2 separate regions of the Homo sapiens genome follow, and region 1 is linked to region 2. Evidence: read pairs that join two places in POLR2A ChIA-PET (ENCODE). Cell type or tissue: OCI-LY7. All regions are shown on one strand. Each heading gives the region's core, and the rest is flanking DNA. Links, peaks and the distances in the headings are about the cores only.

Evidence for each region. ChIA-PET counts read pairs that join two places held together with the same protein. Peaks named below come from ENCODE experiments on the same cell type or tissue, not always from the same donor. Only the 100,000 strongest peaks of a DNase experiment are listed, where the experiment ranks them.
Region 1: POLR2A ChIA-PET joins it to region 2 with 5 read pairs; 2 of 35 experiments call an interaction of 5 or more read pairs at or near these places.

What each region holds. Positions count from the first base shown.
Region 1 is chr9:134,866,603-134,874,063 of GRCh38, reverse strand. It overlaps LOC101448202 (a long non-coding RNA gene), which reads left to right and starts at 1,446. Exons shown (of 2, transcript NR_103451.2): 1 at 1,446-1,515. It also overlaps a transcript of FCN2 not described here. RefSeq lists silencers at 1,095-1,295, 1,403-1,576. In OCI-LY7, for the core only: no CTCF peak of the experiment used is centred there; DNase peaks (open chromatin) are centred at 4,393, 4,873 and 5,673; H3K4me3 peaks cover 1,117 bases; H3K27ac peaks cover 2,004 bases.
Region 2 is chr9:134,926,130-134,934,237 of GRCh38, reverse strand. No RefSeq gene overlaps it. Among named protein-coding and RNA genes, the nearest start is that of FCN1, 12 kb to the right of the region's middle. RefSeq lists enhancers at 1,142-1,201, 4,010-4,867, 4,868-5,726 and a silencer at 3,410-3,529. In OCI-LY7, for the core only: CTCF peaks have their summits at 2,539 and 2,800; DNase peaks (open chromatin) are centred at 2,737, 3,617, 4,449 and 4,847; H3K4me3 peaks cover 2,882 bases; H3K27ac peaks cover 4,146 bases.

The DNA.
Region 1 (7,461 bases), core at 1,792-6,791, 60 kb after region 2:
ACACACCTGTAACTACTGCCAACTACTTAGGAAGCTGAGGCATGAGCATCACTTGAACCCGGGAGGTGGAGGTTGCAGTGAGCTAAGATTGGGCCACAGCACTCCACCCTGGGTGACAGAGCAAGATCCTATATCAAAAAACAAAAAACAAAAACAAAAAAAAACAAAAAACAAAACAAACAAACAAACAAAAAAAAAGTTCTGCCATTTAAAAGACTGTGTTAAGGGAATAAAAAGAAAGCCACAGTTCAAATGAAAATCCCAGCAGCTCTGTTTTATTACAAATTGAAGCTGATTTGTACCCAGGGCTGCTGGGATTTTCATTTAGACTGCATTGCATCTGCAGATCAATGTCAGGAGAATAGGCAGCTTAACATCGTCGACTCTTCCTAGCCACAGACTCAGAGAATATATTTGCAAATCATATGTTGTAGGCTGAAGAATGGCCCCCAAGGCCATCAACCGTACATGGCAAAATGCAAATGAGATGAAGGGTCGTGACACGGGGAGATGATCCTGGCCTCTCTGAGTGGGCCTGGTGTAATCCCAAGGGTCCTTCTAAATGGGGAGCAGTAGAGTTAGGGTCAGGGAGGAAAAGGAGGCAATGAGGACAGAAGCCAAGATTGGAGACATACTCTTTGCAGATGAAGGGAGGGGCCATGAGTTGTTACGCAGCAGCCTCTAAAAGCTGGAAAAGACAACGAAGCAGATTCTCCCCAGAAGCCTCCAGAAGGAACCCAGCCCTATCAACAACTTGATTTTAGGCTTCTGACTTCCACAACTGTAAAATAATAATTTTGTGTGATTGTAAGCCTCTAAGTTTGTGGTAATTATCTTACAGCAGCAATAGGCTCTCATGCATCACATACATTTGATAAAGGGGTGGTACTCGGAACACAGAGATAACTCTTCAAACTCAGTAAAAAAAAAAACTAACCCTCCAATTAAAAAAAAACAGGCACACAATGTGAAAGGATGCTTCACTGAAGAAGATGTGCGGATATAGCAAATAAGCCCATGAAAAGATGCTCAACGTCATCAGTCATAAGGAAAACGGGAACAAAACGTGATGAGACGTCACCACACCCCTGTGAAATTGGTTCAACCTAAGAGGACTGACGGTACCCAGTGCTGACAAGGATGTGGAGGACCCGCTTCTCTTGCACTGCTGGATTAAGCGGTGCAGCCTTTTTGGAAAACTGCTTTGCAATTTGGAAAAAGTTAAAAACATACCCACTGATATGGTTTGGCTGTGTCCCCACCCAAATCTCACATTGTAGCTCCCATAATTCCCATGTGTCATGGGAGGGACCCGGTAGGAGGTAACTGAATCACGAGGGCGGGTCTTCTCGTGCTGTTCTCGTGATGGTGAACAAGTCTCACGAGATCTGATGGTTTTATAAAGGGGAGTTCCCCCGCACCACGCTCTCTCTTGTCTGCTGCCCGGCGAGACGTGACTTTGTTCCTCCTTTGCCTTCTGCGATGATGGTGAGGCCTCCCCAGCCACGTGGAACTGTGAGTCCATTAAACCTCTTTCCTTTATAAATTACCCAATCTTTACGAGCAGTGTGAGAACGGGCTAATACACCTATCGTACAATCCAGCCATTTCCAAGCCTGGATATTAACCCGAGAGAAATGAAACCATATATCTACACAAAGACCTGTGCACAGAGATTCATAGCAGCCTGGTTTGTCATGGCCCCACCTGGAAGCAACCTAAATGTCCATCAACACCTGAATGGATACATAGCTGTGGTCTATCCACACACAGAGTATGACTCTGCTGATCGGATACACAGCTGTGGTCCATCCATCCACGGGGTACGACTCCGCTGAATGGATACACAGCTGTGGTCCATCCACACACGGGGTACGACTCCGCTGAATGGATACACAGCTGTGGTCCATCCACACACGGAGTATGACTACAGTGAAAGGAAACAAACTGCTGTGCACAGTACAACATCATGACCCTTAAAATAGGTCTGCCGGGGGGAGGAAGACAGGCAGCAGAGAGTGGATAGGATGTGATTTCACTCGTAAAAAATCTTAGGAAAATAAGCTATAGTGACAGAGAAAAGCACAGATGTTGCCTGGGGACACGATAAGTGGGGCCGGGTGGGGGTGGGTGGGATTGCAACGAGGAAGCTTCTGGGGGTGACAGATCTGTTCCTTGTCTCAATTGTGGTGCTGGTTTCACGGGTGCATCCTCTGTCAAACTACTCAAGTTGTGCACTTCAAAGCCATGTAGCTTATTCAATGTCAAGTACACCCCTCTAGGCTCTTAGAAAAGAAAATCCTGTGGGACCCAGAGCATAAGCTTTCCGATGGCTCTTTCCTCTCGGGTAAGGGGCAGCCAGGACTCCTGCCCATCCCAGTCCACCTCCCCACAGACCCACATCCTCCCTCTCAGCACCGGGTCCTAGAAGGAGCTCGGCAGGGGCCGGGCAGGGAGCCCAGTGCCCACTCTACACAGCTCCCTGGTCCCGAAGGGTCTGGGGCCCCAGAGCCAGAGAGGGGTGAAGAACAGAGGACTAGGTGTGGGCTCAGCGTGCGGTCACAGGGGAGTGAGCACGCAGCGGCGGCACAGCCCAGCCCCGCTCCTCTCCACTTCCTGCCCTTTTCCTGGTCAGGATGATGATATGACCTGACAGGTGGGACCCGCGAGATGCCAGGCATGAGCCCCCCATCCAACTGTCGAGAAGGAGGACACAGGGACAGCCCAAACAGTGGCCCCCAGACCAGGATGCAGTCACAGATCCCAGAAACCACAGGCCCCGAAAACCACACTCAGTGGCCAAGCCGCGGGAATCCATGGCAGAGACAATTCATTCCACCAGTCCTCAGCGCCGATCCTGGAATATTGCCCTGCCTGATTGGGATCACACGTTGAGTAAATTGTAGAAGAGTGGTAACAGTAATAAAACCCAGGCCTGCCCACTCAGGGGCTTTCGTAGCGCTCAATCAACCAATCAATCAATAAGTACAAGGCATATTAGAAAACAAAAGACACTTTGGGCAAGGAAACCAAAACCTGAGGGGCTGTACCATGTCGGCCGTGCTGGCAACGAGGTCGCCTGACTCTGGGGTCAGAGGGCAGCGCCTCTGGGTGGAGAATGGAGAGAGGGCACCGCCGAGCCCAGTGCTGGTGTTGGGGGAGACCTGTGCAGTGAGGATTCTGACCCGCTTAAGGGAGGAGGCTCTGAGTGCACAAGCTGCCTTCTGCCAGCTTCCCTCCCACCTCCCTCCCACCCCACCTTCGTCCTAAAACCTCTCCCTCTTCTGGGGCTCAGTGTCATCTCCCCTCCCCTGGGAGCATCTGACGACTCAGAGTCTGGGGGCTTATACTGTGCTCTCCGTGTCCCCCTTCCTTCATCACAGTGGAGTGGCTGTGCGGTCAGTGGTGGGCTGGCTGTCCCCCCGCAGGGCCGGGCTCTGTGCTCAGGGCAGGGTCTCCTTTGCTCACCGTGGCTGCTTGGGGCTCAGTACAGGAGGCACCCAGGGCACCCCCCGAGGGCACTTATTGCTGCCACTCAGGCACGGCCTCCCTCCACTGAGGTAACATGGGCTTGGCCCCCCGAGGGGCACAGCTGAACTCAGAGGCCAGGTGGTGAAGGTGCAGGGAGTGGCAGGCGTCACCCTGGGGGTGAAGGCTGGGGCTGGGAACTTCTGGGCACCCCCTGGCCCTTGCCATGCCCAGGTCTACACTCGGCCCTCCCAGTGAGCCCACGGACCTCTGCACCCACACTAGGCCGGGTGGGCCAGGCTCCAGGCAGCGGAGTCGGAACCGTGGGGCTGCGAGACCTGCTGCCTCGGGGGGCAATGGCCTGGGGGCTGCTGTCTCCCACATGAAGCTGCAGCCAGCAGAACTCGGGGAAACCGGCATCCAGTGTCCCACAGAGGGGGGTTTGCCAGGTGCCACCAGCCACCTCCACATTAACTCCTTCAGGCCAGGCTGCCCCTTGGGCAGAGGAACCCTGCCTAGCCCAGGGGCTGTCCACGGAGTCTGAGAGTGGACAGGAGGACCACCAGAGTCGGATCCGATTCATCCTCTCAGGCCTGGGGCAAACCCACCCCATGTGAATGAAGCCCCCTAACAACAGGAATTTGTGGGCCCCCCCCTCCTGCAGCCATCTGTCCCCCTTATGCTGGCTATGGGTGCTTGCAGACAGTGGGAGCTCGGGAACAGTGCAGCGCCCACCTGAGGGGCCTGTTCTGTGATCACGTAGCCCTCACCTGCATCAGGAGCACCTGAGGGCAGGAGCCAAGGCTCCTCCATGCTCCCCACACCCTCTCCTGTGAGCCTCAGCCCCTCGGAGGCCTCTGCTAGAGGCTTATGGGTCCCTGCAGGTCACAGGTTGAGAAGAGTCATCTGTGAAGCAGCCGCACTGGGCCTGCCAGCATTTCCACCTGGAGAGTTGAGTCGAGCAGAGAAAAGGCAGAAGGAAGCCTCGGAGAGACTAACAGAAGCAAAAGCAAAGCCAGAGGCCTAGGGAGGGCCCTGATTTCCAGAGGCGGGGAAGGGAGCCTGCGGGGGTCTGAGCCCTCTCCGGGAGAGAGACCGAGGCTGGGGAGAACCCTCCACCCTCTGCGGGGTCTGGGCTCAGGGCAGCTGGTCCCAGGAGAGGGCCTACTTGGCTGATCAGAAGGAAAACAGGTGTTGTCAGGCCTTATGCAACCCACGGTTTTGTGGGCTCAGCTTTCTGGCTAATTCCAAGAGGAAGCGCTTGAGGGAGGAGGACCTTTCCCTCTCCCATGGGCCCAGATCCTTCTCACCCACTCGCCCCCTTCAAATCTTTGCTTTGTTCTTGATGAGGGATTCACGTGCACACAGTCACCTTTGGTACAACGTGTGAGGCTCTCATGCATGAGTCCCAAGGGACCCTAGGAGGCAGGTGGCAGGAAGCCCCGGCACGGGGGCCGAGTGGGCAGAGCAGGGGCCAGGCGGCCGGGGTCAGGTGGCTCTGAGTGCAGAGGTCGGCGAACACTCTCTGTAAAGGACTGATTAATACACAATTTAGGAGTTGCGAGTCATACGGTCTCCGTCCCAACTACTCTATTCTGCCTGGCACTTGGAAGCTTCCGGGGATGATAGAAACCAACCAGAGACAATATGGAAGCCATGGGCATGGCTGTGCCGATAAAACTTTATTCACAAACAGGCACGGTGGCCCTGCTTTGTCTTAGCCAGTGGGGAACTCCCTCAGCCCTAGGGCATCTGATCCACCCATAGGGCCAAATCACAGGGAAGCAAGGACGGATGAGCAGCACAGTGGTGTGGTCACTGGTCAGGGCAGGGCAAACGGCCATGGCATCCCACCATTGTCTGTGAGGCAAGCAAGCACTGATGGCTGCGGTGAGGGAGGCACGCTGGGGCTTCGCCTAGCCTTGCAGATGGGAGGCAGGGGGCTGGATGCTGGCACTGGGTGCAAAGCTCTGCGGGCCATGCCTATAAGGGACTGGTGGGAGCTCCCTCTTCCCATGAGGATGGGGGCCATGATCCCCACATTGCCCTCTTGGTGAGGGCTGAGGGATGCGCTCCTCCAGCCAGGGTGTGTGGAGAGAACCTCTGACCTCAGCGCCGGGCTAGGTGGGCCGCACCTTCATCTCCGACACCTTGTAGCTGTAGTTGTTCCCTTTCCCCGACTTCCAGTTGATGCCGTTTGTAAAGCTGTCACGGGCCCCCCCGAGGTAGACACCATTCAGGTGTGACAGGTGACAGCTGGCATACCACCAGGCTCCCTGATAGTGCACGGCACAGTTTTCAGCATCTCGGTCGTTGTCTTGGTCTTCGGTGGAGAAGGGGTAGTTGTTGTGGTGTGTCAGAATCACCTGCTCAGAGGGAAAAATAGGGCATTCTCCATGAAGTTCCAGGGAGCCTGGATCTGCTCCGCTGGGTCCTTGGTCTGTCCTCACCCCTCGGGCACTGGTGAGGCGGAGAGGTGATGAGGGGCAGAGACCTGGCGTTGGAGGCCACCCCGATCTAGGGGAGGCCCATGTCCTCAGTGCTGTGTGTCCTGTGGCAGATCACTTAACTCCTCTGAGCTTTGTGCTCTGGGCTGCCAAGTGGGGATAGTAACAAGGTTGTGGCCAGGGTTGGATTAGAGAATGTGCATTTTAAATCTCTTATTGTAATTTATGGCATTTAGAAAGAGCTTAATAAACAGTGGGCACTTTCAATAACTAATGACCACCAATATTTCTAAGAAACTTGGGGAATTGGGGCTGACAAAGCATTTTCCCTCCCAGACCTTGGGAATGTGGTTGTAGAATTACGGGGCTGGAAGGGGCTTTCTAGGTCCTCTGGAGAGGGGCAGTGTGGGGTCCAAGGACACAGAGCCAGGTGTGGCACAGCTGCAGCCAAACCAAGGTTGTTTACTTCTTTTTTTTTTTTTTTTAAAGTATCCCCAATTTTTTTTTTATTATAGTTTAAGTTTTAGGGTACATGGGTACAATGTGCAGGTTAGTTACATATGTATACATGTGCCATGCTGGTGTGCTGCACCCACTAACTCGTCATCTAGCATTAGGTATATCTCCCAATGCTATCCCTCCCCCCTCCCCCCACCCCACCACAGTCCCCAGAATGTGATGTTCCCCTTCCTGTGTCCATGTGATCTCATTGTTCAATTCCCACCTATGAGTGAGAATATGCGGTGTTTGGTTTTTTGTTCTTGTGATAGTTTACTGAGAATGATGATTTCCAATTTCATCCATGTCCCTACAAAGGTTGTGAACTCATCATTTTTTATGGCTGCATAGTATTCCATGGTGTATATGTGCCACATTTTCTTAATCCAGTCTATCATTGTTGGACATTTGGGTTGGTTCCAAGTCTTTGCTATTGTGAATAATGCCGCAATAAACATACGTGTGCATGTGTCTTTATAGCAGCATGATTTATAGTCCTTTGGGTATATACCCAGTAATGGGATGGCTGGGTCAAATGGTATTTCTAGTTCTAGATCCCTGAGGAATCACCACACTGACTTCCACAATGGTTGAACTAGTTTACAGTCCCACCAACAGTGTAAAAGTGTTCCTATTTCTCCACATCCTCTCCAGCACCTGTTGTTTCCTGACTTTTTAATGATTGCCATTCTAACTGGTGTGAGATGGTATCTCATTGTGGTTTTGATTTGCATTTCTCTGATGGCCAGTCATGATGAGCATTTTTTCATGTGTTTTTTGGCTGCATAAATGTCTTCTTTTGAGAAGTGTCTGTTCATGTCCTTTGCCCACTTTTTGATGGGGTTGTTTGTTTTTTTCTTGTAAATTTGTTTGAGTTCATTGTAGATTCTGGATATTAGCCCTTTGTCAGATGAGTAGGTTGCAAAAATTTTCTCCCATTTTGTAGGTTGCCTGTTCACTCTGATGGTAGTTTCTTTTGCTGTGCAGAAGCTCTTTAGTTTAATTAGATCCCATTTGTCAATTTTGGCTTTTGTTGCCATTGTTTTTG
Region 2 (8,108 bases), core at 1,587-6,586:
TTTTCATCACCTTAAAAGAAACCCTGGACCCTTTGGCTGTTACCCCCCTGCCACCCTTCTTCTCATCCCCTGGCCACAAGGAATGTTCTCTCTGTCTGTCAATCGGCCCATTGTGGCGATTTCCCGTCAGTGGAATCCTGGGCTGTGTGGCCTGGCTTCTCATGTGGGGCATGTTAGGAGGGCTTGCCCTGTTGTTGCCTGGACCCATGCTCCCTGCCTTCCGTGGCTCACTCTTGTTGCCCTCTGCTCCCTCATAAGGGCTGATAAGCACCTCACCTTTTGTAGCTGGTAGGGGGCTTTATAAAGGGCAATGTTGCTGCCAGCCCAGGGATCTGGGCAGGGAGGAGGTGACAGCACGGGGACAGAGGAAACGGGGAAGGACTCTCCCCTCTGTGGGGAGACCACACTGTGTTCATCCCTTTCTGTTGAGGGTACCTGGGTCACCTCCACCTTTTGGGGATTGTGAAGTGTGCTACTATGAACGTGCTTGTGCGGGGGTTTGTGTGGAGGCCTGTTTCATTTCTCTTGGGTATATTCCCAAGGTTGCTGCTGGGGGCTGTTGGAGGAGCTGCCAGCCTGTTTCTACCACAGCTGCCCCATCTCACATTCCCACGTCCTAAGCATGTTATTGGTCGGCTTTGCCTTGAGCACTGGAACAAACCACCCTGTTGGCAGGTGTGCCTTTTGCTGAACCCATTCTCTACAGATGTTAGGATCTCTTACTGCAAAGGAGATCCTGACACAAGAGCCGGGGGACCCTTGCCTGCCCATGAGGCCTGAGTAGTGGCAGGGTCACCAGCTGACGGCGACAGTGACTCCTGGAATTGGAAGACGGAGCCAGCGGGGCAGGGTGGGGGGTCAGGGGGTGGAGAGGAGAGTCAGCTTCAGCAGAGAAGGCTCTGAAAGGTCATCTGGTCTCAATGGTTGGAGTCCGTCCTGTTGCAGAGCTTGCTCAAAGCTGTACTGGAGCCCTGGCTTCTCGCCCACCCTTTCCCTGGCCTGGGCTGCCACTGGGCACTGCAGCCTGGACTATCTGGAGTCAGGGAGTTTATCTGGCAGGAGGCACCCATCCTCCAGAGGGGCCTGCCATCAGGTGCCCTCTGGAGAGGCTACCAGGGGCAGGGAACTGGGTCTGCTGGGTCGGCTTTTGCCTTTCAAACTTGGTAGCCACCCCCCAGTCACTCCAGGAAGAGGAAGAAGACACCTCTGAGGCTGGAGGAAAGAAATCGGGCAGAATTTACTCCCTTGCTACCAGAACTCTATGAATACCTGGCCTGTTTGTTCAAGCAGGCTTGAGCTCTGCTACCTGTGTCCCTGGTGTGCTGTGAATGGAGCACGAGACATAACACCAAGCAGGACCCATGGGGCTCTGCAGGGGAGAAGACAGACCAGGTTGTGTGTGTGTGTGTGTGTGTGTGCACTCATGTGTGCGTTCGTGCACGTGTGTAAAGAATGAGTTCTTACCACTCTAGACAATGGAGAACTAGTTTTTCTGGGCTTCGTTTTTAGTGAGTCATTGACTTCTTCCTAATCAAATGATCTATGTAGAAAAACACCAGTAGGACTGACAGATACATGGCCTATTTCTGCTAGACATATTGGGCCTACAGAAGTCCAAACCATTTCTTTTCCCCAGCAATGCCAATTAGAAAATATAATTCTGAAAAAGATGCCATTCACCACAGGAACAGAATTCATTAAGTATCTAGGAATCAACCAAAAATGTCCACTCTGATACAAGATGTGGAAGACAGTCTGAAGACGGGCAGGGCTCTGCGCGCTCCACACTCTCAGAAGCAGCGGCCTGATGTCAGGACAATGCCGAGTGTCTCCAGACGAACCCACAAATTCAACGCAATCGCAATCAAGAGTGCTTGTGGAGCTCAGCAGTGATGGAGGAGTTAAGGTCCTCAGATGGCTAGCTCAACATTAGAAAAGAAGGGCAAAGGGCGTGGGCTTGTCTTGTGAGATAGGAAGATGCCCTGCAAAGACGCAGCAATAAATGCCACGTGGCACTGGCAAGAAGAGCAACGGCCTAGAACCAAGAGCCCAGAGACATGGCCAACATTGACCCAAGTGGGAACTTAAATCCCAAAGGCAACACTGCAAATCCAATGGGGAAGGAGCATGTGGTCTGGTTGATGTTTGCTTAGCAGATAGAGGTCAGCAATGAATTTCTACACCTGTGGGTCACAGACACGGGAGGACTCCATGGATTAAAGGGCCAGATTGGAAAAGTAGAAAATCAGAAAGCCAAAAGACTGCAGAGTATCTTTAGGGCTTAAGGGCTGCAAAAGCCTTCTTAAAGAAAACTTATTTATTTAGACAGGGTCTCAACCTGTCATCCAGGCTGGAGTGCAGTGGTATAATCACAGCTCACTGCAGCCTCGAATTCCTGGGCTTAAAGGATCCCCCCACCTCAGCCTCCTGAGCAGCTAGGGCTACTGGCATGTACCAACACACCTGGCTAATTTATTTTTTTGTAGGGATAGGGTCTCGCCATGTGGTCTTGAAGTCTTGGGCTCAAGCAATCCTCCTACCTTGGCTTCCTGAAGTGCTGGGATTCTGGTTCAAACTCGCTACACATAGGGAAACCGAGGCTCTGAGGGGGGAGCACGGTGTGCGTGCACATACACACACACACAGGCACACACCTGGTCTGTCTTCTCCACTGCAGAGCCTCACGGGTCACACGCACACACCTGGTCTGGGATTACAGGCATGAGCAACCACACTCAGCTAAGAAAACTTTAGAAGCCAAAATTACTAGCTCAAAAAACTGTAGGGGGCAAAGTCCACGGAGAGCTGATAGAAAGGAAGAAGAGATTTGCAATGTCTGAAGCCCACAAAGGTCGATGTCTAGAGCTAAGGCATGAGCAGTGAAAGGCAGCAGTTCCCGCAGAGAAAGCTAGGAAGGAGCAGTTTACTCGGGCAGCAGTTACGTTGTCCACTGTGAAGCTCATGAGCACCAGCAAGATGTTCCAAATCCCGGGCACACTCAGGAAGCAGGAGCGTGCAAAGAGTCGGTGGGAAAATGTAGAAACCAGCACCGGGCCGGGCGGGGTGGCTCATGCCTGTAATCCCAGCATTTTGGGAGGCCGAGGCGGGTGGATCACGAGGTCAGGAGATCGTGACCATCCTGGCTAACACAGTGAAACCCCGTCTCTACTAAAAAATACAAAAAATTTAGCTGGGCATGGTGGCAGGTGCCTGTAGTCCCAACTACTCAGGAGGCTGAGGCAGGAGAATGGCGTGAACCCGGGAGGCGGAGCTTGCAGTGAGCCGAGATCGCACCACAGCACTCCAGCCTGGGCGACAGAGCGAGACTCTGTCTCAAAAAAAAAAAAAAAAAAAAAAAAAAACAGCCAGCACGGCCCCCACTGGAGCACAGCCTTTCTATACAGTCCAGTTTTACTGCTCGAAGTCCCCACCTTGGTGTGAGCCAGGAGGACTCTGACACAGGTTCCGTCGGGGGCGGGTAGGGGGGGGAGGCGGCGATTGGGGGCGGGGGTGGCACTGCAGCATTGGCGCTGGGAGTGAAGGTAGGCTTACAGGCCACCTGGGTCACCCAGTAGGTGCAGCCCGGGGAGTGTGGCACGGCTGTGGAAAGCGTCGGGCTGAATGCAGATGCACCAGGATGGGTGATGGTAAAAGTCACACGTGCATGATGCAAATTCGGTGGAGGAAGTAATGTTCAGAGCCAGGTGCCACAGATGCCATTTACCTAAGTTAAAAATACACACACACAGATTCATTTTGAAAGAACATGGTTAAAATAAAAAGCTATGCACTAAACACAAGAAAGTGTTGTTTAGGCATGGAGGAGAGGCAGGGAAAGAGAAGGAGTGTGGGATAAAGGGAGAGGGAGAGAAAGGAGTCTGTGGGGACGCGGCACTGGTGGATAATGGTGCCTACCCCGGCCCCAGGCCTTTCGAGGTTGGATTTTTGGCTTCTCTGGTGTCCGCTGGTGTTTGCAGAGCCCCAGAACATCCTCGCACCCTGCTCTCTGCAGCAGCATTCCCCCCAAGCACACCTACCAGGAGGTGGGGAAAGCAAATCTACCCACTCTTCCCTGGAGACCCGAGGAGGACTGGCATTCCATCCAGGTGGCTCCCTTTGCTGGAAGAACCCTTGGGAGGACTATGGCCATTTGTCTGGGAGATGGAGCAAAGGGGAGGAAGGCCAAGAGAAACCATTGCTTGGACCTAGGGACACGGGGAGAGGGGAGGGAGAAGACTGCTCTGTGCAGTACGACTCTCCCTCAACTCAGCATGACTGTCCCCCAAACTCAGCACCACTACTCCCTGCTCTTGGCATGACTGTCCCAACTCTCAGCAGGGCTGTCTCTCCCTCTCAGCAGAAGGGGCTGCAGCTCTCACCTGCCCTTATTGGCATGGCCTGCCAGGAGCTGGTCCAAGGTCCCGCATCCCAGGTGGGGAGAGCCCCGGTCTGTGTGGACCCACAGTCCCTGCTCCTCACACAGGCATGGGGCTGCTGGGAGGCCTCCCACTCAGGGGGATAACAGGTGCTCAATAAACCTCATGCTCCCAGGCTGGGGCCTGATGCCTGAGTCAGGAGGCAGGGGTGGCCTGGGCTGTCCTGAGGACTGGACGAGGTGGGATATTGGTGAGGAAGAGGTAGTGAGGGGTCAGGCTGGGTCAACTCCGTGAGCTGCTGGGTCCCTGCCCAGGGGTTGGGGATGGAATAATTCCATGGGTCTTCCGAAAACCCCTGTCCTGGAGCCGGCACATGGTGACAGAGCGTGCCTCTCTGGAGAAAAGAATGAGGAACCTAGGGCAGGAATGGGGCTAGTCAGCCACAAGGAGGAAGCAGGGGCAGAAGTGGGGCTAGTTAGCCACAAGGAGGAAGCAGGGCCGTGTGTCCTGAGGTTGAGGAGAGGAAGCCCATGGGTGTGGACGCATCTGGCATTGCTCAAGGAAAGTCCTGGATTCCTCTTCCCCCCAATAAGAAATAACCAAACAGAGGTGGAGCAGGCAGCCCTTGGTCCCTTTCCTGGGGTCTGGGCTCTGGTTTGACTCGGCAGAGAACCTCTCCCCAGCGGCAGGGCTGCAGGCACAGTCTGTCCTCACAGCCAAGCAAAGGTGCCCTCTGCTTCCTCACAGGACCCTAAAGAGTAATGTGTGGAGGGCCCCACCGGGTCCAGCCAGGCGAGCTGTCCATCTTCCCACCACCAGCCAGACACGATAAGCAGAAAATGAGGGGGCGTGTCCCAACAGAGGGACGGGGATAGCCCAGCCCAGGGGATACGCCTGGGCTCGACACTGGTTCCAACCCCCACTCCGGAGGGAGCCAACTGCCCTGTGGCAGCTCTGGTGCCTGGAGGAGCCAGGTCTCTGGGTGGGTGAAGGGGACACAGCTGCTGCTCTCAGGTGCCCACTGGGGCCGGTGGGTCCTGGAAAGCTCCACCAGCAATGGTGGCACATTTTAAGGAGAACCTGGCTCTAGGTGTCACTCTAAGTCGGTTCCTGACTCCACGGCTCTCCGCTGGGCTTTTGGTGATGTTGCTTCACCTGCTGAGGCCATAACTTGGACATCTACCCCCAAGGTCTGCATTAGCAGAACTTTAGTGTTCCTTGAGACTCTTGCTCAGGAAGATGAAACTTGCAAAGGACTTCATTGCTCATTGCAGGAATCTCCCTAAAGACCCTGTATTAGTCAGGGTTCCCTAGAGGGACAGAACTAATAGATGTATATATGAAGGGGAATTGATTAGGAGAATTGACTTACGCGATAACAAAGTGAAGTCCCACCATAGGCCATCTGCAAGTTGAGGAGCAAGGAAGCCAGTCTGAGTCCCAAAACCTCAAAAGTAGGGAAGCCGACAGTGCAGCCTTCAGTCTGTGGCCAAAGGCCTGAGAGCCCCTGGCAAACCACTGGTGTAAGTCCAAGAGTCCAAAAACTGAAGAACTTGAGTCTGATGTTCGAGGGCAGGAAGCATCGAGCACAGGAGAAAGATGAAGGCTGGAAGACTCAGAAAGTCTAGTCCTTCCATCTTCTTCTGCCTGCTTTATTCTAGCCGCGCTCATAGCTGATTAGATGGTGTCCATCCAGATTGGGGGTGAATCTGCCTCTCCCTGTCCACTGACTCAAACGTTACTCTCCTCTACCAACTCCGTCACAGAAACACCCAGGAACAATACTTTGCATCCTTCAATCTAATCAAGTTGACACTCAGTATTAATCATCACAAGTCCACCCCCTGTCAACTTGAACCCATACACATTCTCCTGGTATCATATGTAATTTTCAAATAAAGACAATAATAAAGTCATAATTACACCTAACATAATATAGCTGTCCTTCGTACAACTGGAAGCACACTAATCCTTAACCTAAATGATATTATATAAAGTTAACAACACTTAAATGTTGATATGAAGTCAATAAATCTTATGTCACATGGTAGAAGGAAAAAGAAGAAATAAAGTGAAGATATTTTCTTAGTACAAGGGTATACATGCACAAACATATTCCTAATAAAATAAGGAGGAAATACTCATGACAATTACAGTCCTCATTTCTGCACCTAGTCACGTGGTTGTAGCTGGTACTGATGACTACCTTCTTCTACTACCTGTTCTGTATTCCCTTTGCCTTCAGCAGGCACCTCAGCGGGTTGTGGTTCTTATTTTTTATTTATTTATTTTTGAGACGGAGTTTCACTCTTGTTGCCCAGGCTGCAGTGCAATGGTGTGATCTCGGCTCACTGCAATCTCCACCTCCCAGGTTCAAGCCATTGTCCTGCCTCAACCTCCTAAGTAGCTGGGATTACAGGCATGCGCCACCATGCCTGGCTAATTTTTCGTATTTAGTAGAATCAGGGTTTTGCCATGTTGGTCAGGCTAGTCTCGAACTCCTGACCTCAGGTGATCCACCCACCTCGGCCTCCCAAAGTGCTGGGATTACAGGCATGAGCCACCGCACCTGGCCTGGGTTATGGTTTTTTACCTGGTGGAGTGACTCAATCCTTCATTCCTGAAGGGTCTGGGCCAACTGGAGTCCTGCCTGGACTGGGCTGTTGTAGTTTCCCATTGACCTTAATTACAGGGCAGGAGGTCCCATTGACCTTAATCACAGAGGAGACACCCTAAGAAATCTGTACTCCATGCATACTCTTCCTTACCTCCGCTGTGGAGCAGTAGACTGACTTTATCTCGATGGTCTGGGTCAATCACCCCAGCCAACACTGTAACTCCCTTCTTAGGCTGTTGACTTAGAGGCAGGAGGAGGTCCTGTCCCAAAGTGTCCAGATGGCAATCTTAACTTCCAGTTTAATGGAATCATTGTGGTGTCTCCTGGTGGCAGCGTTCCTCCCTCTGGAACTAAGACCTCTAGGCCAGCAGAACATAATGTTGCGGGAACAGAAAGCAAACATTTTGCTAGTGGGTCACTAGGGGTGATGGTGAGTGGTGCCACTTCCACTTCCACTGCTTGATTCCTGGAGCCATGAATCCTGGCTATGGGGAAAATAGTATCATATATTTGATGCAGGTTCAGAGCATACACAGCCTCCTGGAGAACTTTGCCCCAGGCTTGCAAAGTATTGTCACCTAGCTGGCGTTGTAATTGTGATTCCGAAAGGCCATTTCACCATTCTTTTTTTTTTTTTTTTTTTTTTTTGAGACGGAGTTTTGCTCTTGTTGCTCAGACTGGAGTGCAATGGTGCAATCTTGGCTAACCACAATCTCTACTTCCCGGGTTCAAGCGATTCTCCTGTCTCAGCCTCCTGAGTAGCTGGGATTACAGGTGCATGCCACCATGCCCGGCTAATTTTTGTATTCTTAGTAGAGACAGGGTTTCATCATATTGGTCAGGCTGGTCTCCAACTCCTGACCTCAGGCGATCCGCTCACCTTGGCCTCCCAAAGTGCTGAGATTACAGGCGTGAGCCACCGCGCCTGGCCCATTTCACCATTCTATCAATCCAACTACTTCAGGACAATGGGGAACATGGTAAGACCAGTGAATTCCATGAGCAGGAGCCCACTGCCACACTTCTTTAGCTGTAAAGTGAGTGCCTTGGTCAGAGGCAATGCTGTGTGGAATACCATGATGGTGGATAAGGCATTTCGTGAGTCTATGGATGGT